2 separate regions of the Homo sapiens genome follow, and region 2 is linked to region 1. A link is a loop called in an ENCODE intact Hi-C map of the cell type or tissue named here. Cell type or tissue: psoas muscle. All regions are shown on one strand. Region 1 overlaps SEC61B (SEC61 translocon subunit beta). Region 2 overlaps STX17 (syntaxin 17).

Region 1 (5,000 bases):
TTTTTTTTTCAAATTAAGATTTATTTAAAGACAACCTTCTGAATAAGACCTAGTATTTGCTAGCACACCAACGTGACTATAGCAAAAAATAATTTAATTGTATATTGTAAAACAACTAACAGTATAATTGGACTGTTTATAACACAAAGGATAAATGCTTAAGGTAATGGATACCCCACACACCCTGATATGATTATTACACATTGTATGCCTGTATCAAAACATCTCATATAACCCATAAATATATACACCTGTATACCCATAAAAATTAAAAATTAAAAGACAACCTTCTTGAGAAGGGTTTAAAATGAGTCCCCTGAAGAGCAATGGGCTACAGATGTTCTCTCTGAGGTTCCCTCTCATGCCTATAATCCCAGCACTTTGAGAGGCTGAGGCCAGGAGTTAGAAACCAGCCTGGGCAACACAGTGAGATTCTGCTTGTACAAAAAACTAGCCAGGCATGGTAGTGCGCACTTGTAGTCCCAACTACTCAGGACTAATTAATCCAAATTTATCCAATTTTGTCTCCTGGAGTAAAGATCACTTGAGCCCAGGAATTCAAGACTACAATGAGCTATGATCATGCCATTGCACTCCAGCCTGGGCGACAGAGCAAAACCCTGTCGCTAAAGGAGAAAAAAAAATTCTCTCTGAAATACTCAAACTACCTCCACCAAAGACCAAAAGGTTGGCAGTCAGGATACCCCCACCTCACATATCCCCAACCCCAAGAATTACTTCCTAGATATATTCTCACATTATCATATAAGTCTCCAATATAAGAGAAAACAAGAATTCCAGGGAAGGCTTTATAAACTAAATTTGTGATCCTTTTGTGACTTTGTAAACTAAAGTCAAGGTGCTGGTCAAATTAATTAAAACTAATTAAAATTATAAAAACTAATTAAAATTAATAAAAACTTTACAAATTTGTAAAGTTACAAATTTGTGACTTTGTAAACTAAAGTCAAGGTGCTGGTCAAATTAATTAAAACTAATCCAAATTAATTCAATTTTGTCTTTTTTATTTTAACTAGATGGACAATATGCAAAGAGCATAGGACTTAATCAGAATATCCAGTTCCACCTCTTGTTGTGTGTCTTTGAGCATGTCACTTTGCCTCTTTGAACCTGAGGTCCTCATCTACAAAATGGTAACATCTCTCACCTCACTGGATTGCTGGGCAGATCAAACTAGACAACAGACATTGAAAGTTCTTTGCAAAGTACAAAGTGCTATGTAAATCAGAGTTGCTGTTATTATTTCGAATCCTCATCCACCGAGTTTAGTCAGGAAACAGTTGTAGGCAGTGGTGTTCTGGAACCTAACAGAAATCTGTGGGATAAGATCTGCCACACAGCACCAGAAACCCTGAGCAAGGCATGGGGACAGGGGTCCCTGGACACCCATTTCCCATCACCTAATGAGCACTCCAATGCCTAAGAACTTGGAAAGTGGTATTACATGTTCACCCTCCTGAGTCTACTCACCACCCACCAAAGGCAAAGAGGCCAAGGAACTCCTGGTAACACAGCCTAATGGGAAAACCTCCATCAGGTTGTAGTAATATCAGCTTATGCCTTCAGGAGAACTTTGAAAAATCACCCAATTCCTATTCAAATGATTACTCCTATTTCTTGGTACGGGGCAAGATCACCAAATGAAGAGCAATTTCATCTAATTAAGCAGTTTTCCCTCCAGTTCTCTCTGTTCTCATTTATTTTGACATAGCTCCATGAAGAACTTCCTTTCCTTTCCCTCACTCCATGAAAAGATGTCATTCCCGGCCCTACAATGCCTAATCGGTTGATAAACAGGCAAACCAAACCCAGTCCGCCTGGCACAAATGAGGCTGTTGTGTACAGTAAATCGCATCAAGGCAAACGCTACTGGTGACAGAGACAGAGTGCTGCCACTGCTGCTCTGCTGCCACTGGACAGAAACACAAGGACTGTTCCTAAGACTTACACTTTGAGCCCAGGTGAATCTTCTGTGTAGAATCGCCACATCCCCCCGGTGCCTGCCGAGGTTGTGCGGCCTGCACTCCTTGTCCCACAGCTGGCATTTTTCCTGAAAGAGAGGAAAATGTTACAAATGGCCTTTTCTGGAAATTATTAGAATAGCATTATAACATATGCTACCATTATTACACAGTTAAGGAATCAAAAAAAAAAAACTTTCTTTGCTAGAATCCACCTAAATTCCTGCTTTTACTCCTTTGATCATGATAACCACAATGAACTAAGTGCCTACCTGATGCCAATGCATACAATAACCCTGAAAAGCAGTCACGATTTTTCCATTTTATAAATGAGGCAAATTGGCCTCAGAAAAGGTTAAGCAAAATATCTAAGACCCTGCAGCCAACAGGTGGCTGAACCTAGCTCTGACCCTGGAGCCCATCTGCATGCCCAAAACATCCAGCTGTGTCATGTGGACAAAGCATTTCACTTTCTCCTCACATGCATCTTTCATGAAGCCAAATAATAAATTCCTGTTTTAAAATGCCCTGAATCCATACAAGCTGATCTTAAAATGGCTACTTTAAAAGATGTATTTTAAAATTAGTATATTTACTGCAAACAGACAAAAACTTTAAGCTTTAATTATATCCAGGGCCCAAGATAGAGTATACACTTTATAAAAAATTACTTTGTTATGTGTTGTCACTAGTTTGTTTTTTTTTTTTTTTTTTTTTTTTTTGAGATGGAGTTTCGCTCTGTTGCCCAGGCTGGAGTACAGTAGTACAATTTCTGCTCACTGCAACCTCCGCCTCCTGGGTTCAAGCGATTCTTCTGCCTCAGCCTCCTGCTTAGCTGGGATTACAGGCGTGCGCCACCATGCCCAGCTAATTTTTGTATTTTTAGTAGAGACAGGGTTTCACCATACTGGCCAGGCTGGTCTTGAACTCCTGACCTCATGATCTGCCTGCTTTGGCCTCCCAAAGTGCTGGGATTACAGGTGCAAGCCACCGCACCTGGCCGTGTTTTCACTATTTTAATATAGTGATCACAGATCTTGCACAGAGAGGTAGAATGTAAAAAAAACGCAGGGAACACCCAACCAAAACACCCCTTGTGTCTCTCACAAGGGGATCAAGGCTTGTAAGATACACTATGTAATACACGCAGCCCTGGCAGACAGAAGCAGCCTAGCAGCACTTAGGACTCTGCTGCCAAGGAATAGGCCCAAGGAATCCTTTCTCTCCTCTTTGGGAGAAGCCCTCAGTCACCGGGGAACCCCACCCAGCAACTACCCTTCCCTGCAGTACTTCCCCAACCCCAGCTGCTCATCGTGCCCCATGTTGGAGTGGTACAATATGGGGGTAAGGGGCAAGTGGTGAGAAGTCACAAGCAATTTTCTTCAGACCATGTATCACCAACTCAGAAGTCCTAGTGGGGAGGAGAGGGGAAGCCTATCTCATTGCTGCCTGCACCATTCAGCATCAAATCCCAGTATACCCTCCCTCAAAATCTCATTCCAGTATCTGTGGGCTGATGATTCTGGATTTTTGAAAAAGGGAAGGGCATATACGGAAAAGAAGAGAAGTGAAAACCCTATCCCTACCATCTCTTCTTGCTTTCCTCCCCATTCTGGTCCTCATGCCTCCTTTACCCAACCACGGTCTTTACTCCACATTCTGAATGCAGGAAGCACTGTCTACAGCACGGGGAGCCTGCCCTGCTACATGACGGAGTGGGAGAGTGCAGTCCTGGTTCTAACAGGAAGAGCTGTGTTCATGCCAGAACTTTGAAAGCAATCAGTGCCAAACCATGATTTGGGTCTATTGTACTACAAGGATTATATTTCAGACACATTAATTATGGACTACGTGGTAGCCTGGGAACTTAAAACTTCATTGTGTGACCATTCCTATGGGAAAACTGATTGTAAATGGCAAAACATAACTGTACAGGGATTTACAGAAAGATTCATGCCCTTAGAAAAGGTTTCACACACACAGATATATGTCATTCCATCTGTGGGGTATGCAGCTGAAATCTTCCTCCTTGTTCATTGAAAAGGATTTTAAGCTAGAAGATAAACCCAGTGTGAACATATTATAGTCATGGACTGAGCCAGGACTTGGACGCATGCACTTCCTACTATTTCCACAATATCACACCTCCAGTTCCTGACTTCAAAGTTTCCTGGAATTACAGGAGCCCCAGAGGAGTCAGGCTGGCTTCTCTTAAGATTTCTTATTTCTGCTGGCGCATGGAACATAGAAGAGTATTTGAAAACCAGAGCCCCTAGAAATACTAAAGTGTACTCAAAATACTTCCCATTCCCTAGGGGTAGCTAGGTAAAGGTTAATAAAACACATTGAATCTCTCAAATTTGTATTTGGGGGCTATTTTACCCTTTCTTTCTGGCCACTGTGTAACTGTCTCTCCCTTCTATACCTCAACACAATGGTTTTCAAAACTAACCAGTTACACACTTGGTTCTAACATGGTGCTTCTGTTGCTCCTCAAAGCCAACCTCATCGACCTCAGAATCTTCATACTTACCCACTCCTTTTGCCTAGGAGGCCTATTCGTCCCCAAACCATTGTGTGATTTGCTCTCTTGCTTCTTTCAGGTATCTACTCAGGTATTACCTACTGTGAACACCCTATCTAAAACAACTACCTACCTTTGCCCTATCCCCACCACTCTCTATCCCCCACCCAGCTTTATTTATCTTCATAGCCCTTATTGCCTGAAATTACATTGTCTTATTTTCCTTGCGTTTGATCTCCCACACTGGAATATAAGGTTCATGAGTACAAACCTTGCCTACCTTGTTCACAGACCCATCTTCGGAGATGAAACAGCATTTGGCATGTAGTAGACCTCAATACCTTGATGTCTATACATTGGTGGCTATTCCGCCATCTTAATATCCCTGATTCCCATTAATCCTGCTAGAACACTATGTGGCACTTCACACCTTTACAGTTTATAAAGCATTATTGCTCCTCACAGCAAGTTCCTTTTATATTGTATTTAGGAGA
Region 2 (5,000 bases), 730 kb before region 1:
ACTAACCTTTACCACATAAGAAAAAGTTTTATTATAAATCTAAATTAATTCAAAAGCATTGCTGAAATGTTTTCCAGTTCTGATAGTTTAAAAATAGTGAAATTAATTTACTGATCATCTACATAAGCCTATCAAAATAAAATTACTTCTAAGCATGGCTTAACTTAGCTGCAAATGAAGACTTAAAAAAAATTAAAACCAATAGAAAATACATCTTCTGAATCATATAATACAAACCATCTACATGTTTCATAAAACTGTTCAGTACATGTATATACCTGTGATAAAAATCTAAATTTCATCAAATTCAATACGCTGGTCTGAAGTTCCCAGCAGTTTTAAGATTATATTCTTTTCTTTTGTGAATATTTGTTTAAAATGTAATAAGATTCTGTTCCTTTTGTGTTACTGAAGTGTGTGTCCTGAGAGTAAAGAAAGACAAAAATGGAGAGAAGCACTGATTCACTCTGTATGACTTGAATCACCTTTCTAAATACAAATCAGATTTGGAGGCTCCTCACTTCACTTGGTGGAAAGCAATATGCTAAAAATGAAACCAGACACACAAGTGAGACAGAAGGGAGTTTCTCAGATCAAGAAGATTGGCAGAGAAGATTTGCTTTAGGAACTCTCGGAATCTGGACAAAAGAAACAGCAAAATCATCACAGCTTCTCCCTAAACTTAATAAGCTTCTTTCATTCTCCAGAGAATATAAAACATCCTATTCTACTTGTTATTTCTATCTGTAAATGAAAAACTATTTTTGTATTTTTGATCTTACTCATGGAAATGTGGCAACATTGCTTCTGAATCTCTGCTGATGTTTCCAACCAATTTATTTAGAATCAGATTGAATTTGTAAAGTAAAAAGTATTTTAAGGCACTTAACTTCTATGCAATAAAACAGATTTTCCATATAGGCTGTTGCTACTATAATAAGTATCTAAAGCAAAAATAAGGAAAAACTGGAGAGCATAGAATAAAAACATGTAGAATGACAAAAACAGTCTACAGCTAGAAGACCAAATATGGAGCAAACTCAATTCCTACCCCACTATTAAAGTCTTATGTAAATTAGTTACTTGCTTTCCTTTCATTATTCATTTCCTTTTCCATTCTCTTATTTATTAATAATATTTCTGGACTTGAGGCAATATAGCAGAAACTCTCACACTTGGCGAAATACTCAGGCACTTGGTGAGACAGTAGTTTTTTAATTGCTTTATGTTGGCAGTGGATTAATAGTGAAAGCACACTATGACAAGCAGACTATTGAATTTGAAATTCTATACACTATTTTAGGTATAACCTAGGTATTGATTTTATTAATAGAATGACTGTCTCAACCAAATCAATACTAGTTATAGAGATTTAATTTTTTAGTTTTCTCCTAGTAATTAGGTCTTTAATAGCCCATTTGGTGAATTGAGAAGTTTGAGAATCAAGAGAATTGGGAAGTGAATTTCACCTGCTATTTCTTCTCCCTCATTCTCTGGCTCTGCTCCAATTTTTTCATTTCCTTTATGCACATACTTCTTCAAAATCTGCCGAAGTTTTTTTTTATATACCAATCAGCTTCCTATGGAGAAAGTTAATTGCCAGCAAACTGGGTAAACTGCCTTTTTCTATTAATAATAATCACCCAATTTCTCTGATGACATATAAGCCCAAAGTTGTTGATCCCGAACAGTTCTACTGGCAGTAAAACAAATAATGCAATAATAAAATGCAAATTAAAGCAAGTATTAGGATATTAAAATACTGTGAGAAAACTCTCAGATGAACTCCAAATTTTTGTTTGATAGGGGAATTGCTAGAGATAGGCAATTCAAAGCTAAGTAGCAAAAAGATTGATGTTAGTTACTCTTTCCAGAAAATCCAGGTTATCTTCACAGTTATTATTACCATCACAACTATCACAATGTCTGGGTACATAAGATGAGCCCTTAATCACATGCAACTATAAAACTCAGTTACTCCACATGTGCACATAAAGCATCAGTTTGCACTAAGTGATAAAAACGGCCTTCAACCTCACCAATATGGCAGCAATAACTATAGATGAACAGAATAATGAAACGGTAATTACAAACTATCAAAAAGCATTCTTCCCAAATACTTTTCAACCAAGGATTGAGTGCTAGCATCTCCTTCTCTCAAAAACATTTACAGTACTGGTTATCCACAGAGTGAGGTGGTTACAGTGCATGTGAAATTACAAAATTGTCTCTAAAAAGATATTTATGTATTTATGTTTATAAAACATTTAGGTCCATTATGTGCCAAGCATTGTGCTAGGTACTAAGGCTACAACAAAAGCAAGATTACCCAGAAACTCTGACTAGTGGCCTAAATGTTTCTTCCAAAAGCTTTTTTTAATCTCTCTGTAAATTACTGGATCATTAGCACTGAAAATATAAAATTAAAAATAATCTGGCTTTGGAGATAGTGATGCAGGAGTGCCCTGAGTAAATAAAAAAAGAAAAAATGGGCAGATGTAACATTTCTTTTTTTTTATTTTTATTCTTATTTTTATTTTATTGTTATTATACTTTAAGTTCTAGGGTACATGTGCACAATGTGCAGGTTAGTTACATATGTATACATGTGCCATGCTGGTGTGCTGCACCCATTAACTCATCATTTAGCTTAGGTATATCTCCTAATGCTATCCCTCCCCCCTCCCCCTACCCCACAACAGTCCCAAGTGTGATGTTCCCCTTCCTGTGTCCATGTGTTCTCATTGTTCAATTCCCACCTATGAGTGAGAACATGCAGTGTTTGGTTTTTTGTCCTTGCGATAGTTTACTGAGAATGATGATTTCCAATTTCATCCATGTCCCTACAAAGGACATGAACTCATCATTTTTTATGGCTGCATAGTATTCCATGGTGTATATGTGCCACATTTTCCTAATCCAGTCGATCATTGTTGGACATTTGGGTTGGTTCCAAGTCTTTGCTATTGTGAATACTGCCACAATAAACATACGTGTGCATGTGTCTTTATAGCAGCATGATTTATAGTCCTTTGGGTATATACCCAGTAATGGGATGGCTGGGTCAAATGATATTTCTAGTTCTAGATCCTTGAGGAATCGCCACACTGACTTCCACAATGGTTGAACTAGTTTACAGTCCCACCAACAGTGTAAAAGTGTTCTTATTTCTCCACATCCTCTCCAGCACCTGTTGTTTCCTGACTTTTTAATGATCGCCATTCTAACTGGTGTGAGATGGTATCTCACTGTGGTTTTGATTTGCATTTCTCTGATGGCCAGTGATGGTGAGCATTTTTTCATGTGTTTTTTGGCTGCATAAATGTCTTCTTTTGAGAAGTGTCTGTTCATGCTCTTCGCCCACTTTTTGTAACATCTCTAAGATTCTACTCTAATTTGTAACTTACTTATACTCCACCTTTTCCGTAAGGATTAAAGGTAGCTTAGAATAATTTATAAAATATAACAAGATGAGACAAGTTACTAACAAAAGAGAAACACTGAAACAAAAAAAGAAAACAAGGGCAGTAGTTATAAAACAAAGCTAGGATAGGTTTAAAAATCTGACTTTTGGTGGCTAAAAATTTTGGCTCTAAGCTTTCTAGTAAACAATTTAAGTAGGAAAACCTTATCAGTTATTCCATTGAATACCCAAAAGATTTTAAAAAAAAAGACCAACTACTTTGAAGTACTACTATGTATTAAGCCAAGAATATTTTCAGAATTAAAGACATTATTATAATGTGATCAGCAATTATCAATTACATCCTTAGAAGAGATGTAATGACAAATTTCACAGGGCTGTTTCTTAGAGTATCACTTCACAGAAGATGATGGCTTAACTCCCATTGTAGATTACTTAATGTTGTCAGTTATTCAGAGAACTTGGCTGAAAGATAGATCTAACATCCCCTCTGAAAATCAGAATGCTTAAGAAAAAAAAGCATGCCTGAAGAGGTCACCCCTGCACCTGGAAAGGAGTAAAGAGTACTTTGCAGACAAGAATGACATTATCCTTAGGAAATATATTTAAATTTCTCTTCAATAAATAGACAAACGGGTACTTTCCCTGAAGTCCCACTCCATAAGCATAGCCTTAAATTTTTTATTCTGCAAAATATCCAGGGTACACATTTCCAGGAACACTGATCAGGGTCCAAGGATTCAGCATATTGGGATAGTGAATGGTCTCTGAAGACCTATAGATAATTCAGTATCTACTCAAGGAGGTGATCTTTAATTAACTGCACTACTGTGACTGAGAATAAGACTTAGCACAATACATTACCACCAACAGTCATGGATCTGGTCAAAGGAGGCTGTAGCAAAGTTTCTTCATCATTAAATTGCTTCTTAAGTTCTTCTACAGATTCCAAATGGAGTTGGAGAAATTCTGCTGTTGCTGCTGATGCTTCTTCTTTAACAGGATCTATCATTCTCTTCAGAAGTACTAGGTCATCCTTTCGGACTTTCAAACAAAGTTTCTCAATTTCTCGGATATTGGATCGGAGTTGCTATAAAAGAAAAAAATCATTAATGCCACCATTTCTTAGTATAAGATATCTTTCTTTTCAGAAGTAATGTTATAATAGTTGTGGATGGAAATTATAACAAATATCTCCACAATAGAAGGTGTAGCATAATACTTTTACATTTTCCATGTCTCTGGCTGGCCAAATGCAGCATCTTTGGAACCCACATGCTCATACTTTGAATTTATTTAGCATTTTTCCTTCATTAAATGTGGTTATACAAAAATAAATGCTCTTCACAATAAATCAAACACTACAGAAGCATATGAAATAAAAATGATATTCTCACTTCACCTATCCCACCCCCTCTTAACTCAATACTCCCACACATTTCTCACGGCTCATGCACACATTTAACATATATAAGGCTTCTCCCTTTTTATTAAAAAATGGATTACATTATACACAGTAATCTATAATTTGCCATTCCATACTCAACAATATTATCCCTCCTGCTCAATGGTTACA

What was found. A loop is a pair of places that touch in the nucleus more often than their neighbours do. Peaks named below come from ENCODE experiments on the same cell type or tissue, not always from the same donor. Only the 100,000 strongest peaks of a DNase experiment are listed, where the experiment ranks them.
Region 2: a loop joins it to region 1, with 6 times the contacts of the local background. A loop is called at or near these places in 1 of 110 quality-filtered maps.

What each region holds. Positions count from the first base shown.
Region 1 is chr9:99,224,970-99,229,969 of GRCh38, reverse strand. SEC61B (SEC61 translocon subunit beta) reads right to left here. Exons shown (of 4, transcript NM_006808.3): 3 at 1,970-2,071. Among named protein-coding and RNA genes, the nearest start is that of SEC61B, 5.2 kb to the right of the region's middle. In psoas muscle, no CTCF peak of the experiment used is centred here; no DNase peak of the experiment used is centred here; H3K27ac peaks cover 1,626 bases.
Region 2 is chr9:99,950,574-99,955,573 of GRCh38, reverse strand. STX17 (syntaxin 17) reads right to left here. Exons shown (of 8, transcript NM_017919.3): 4 at 4,289-4,514. Among named protein-coding and RNA genes, the nearest start is that of STX17, 46 kb to the right of the region's middle. In psoas muscle, no CTCF peak of the experiment used is centred here; no DNase peak of the experiment used is centred here.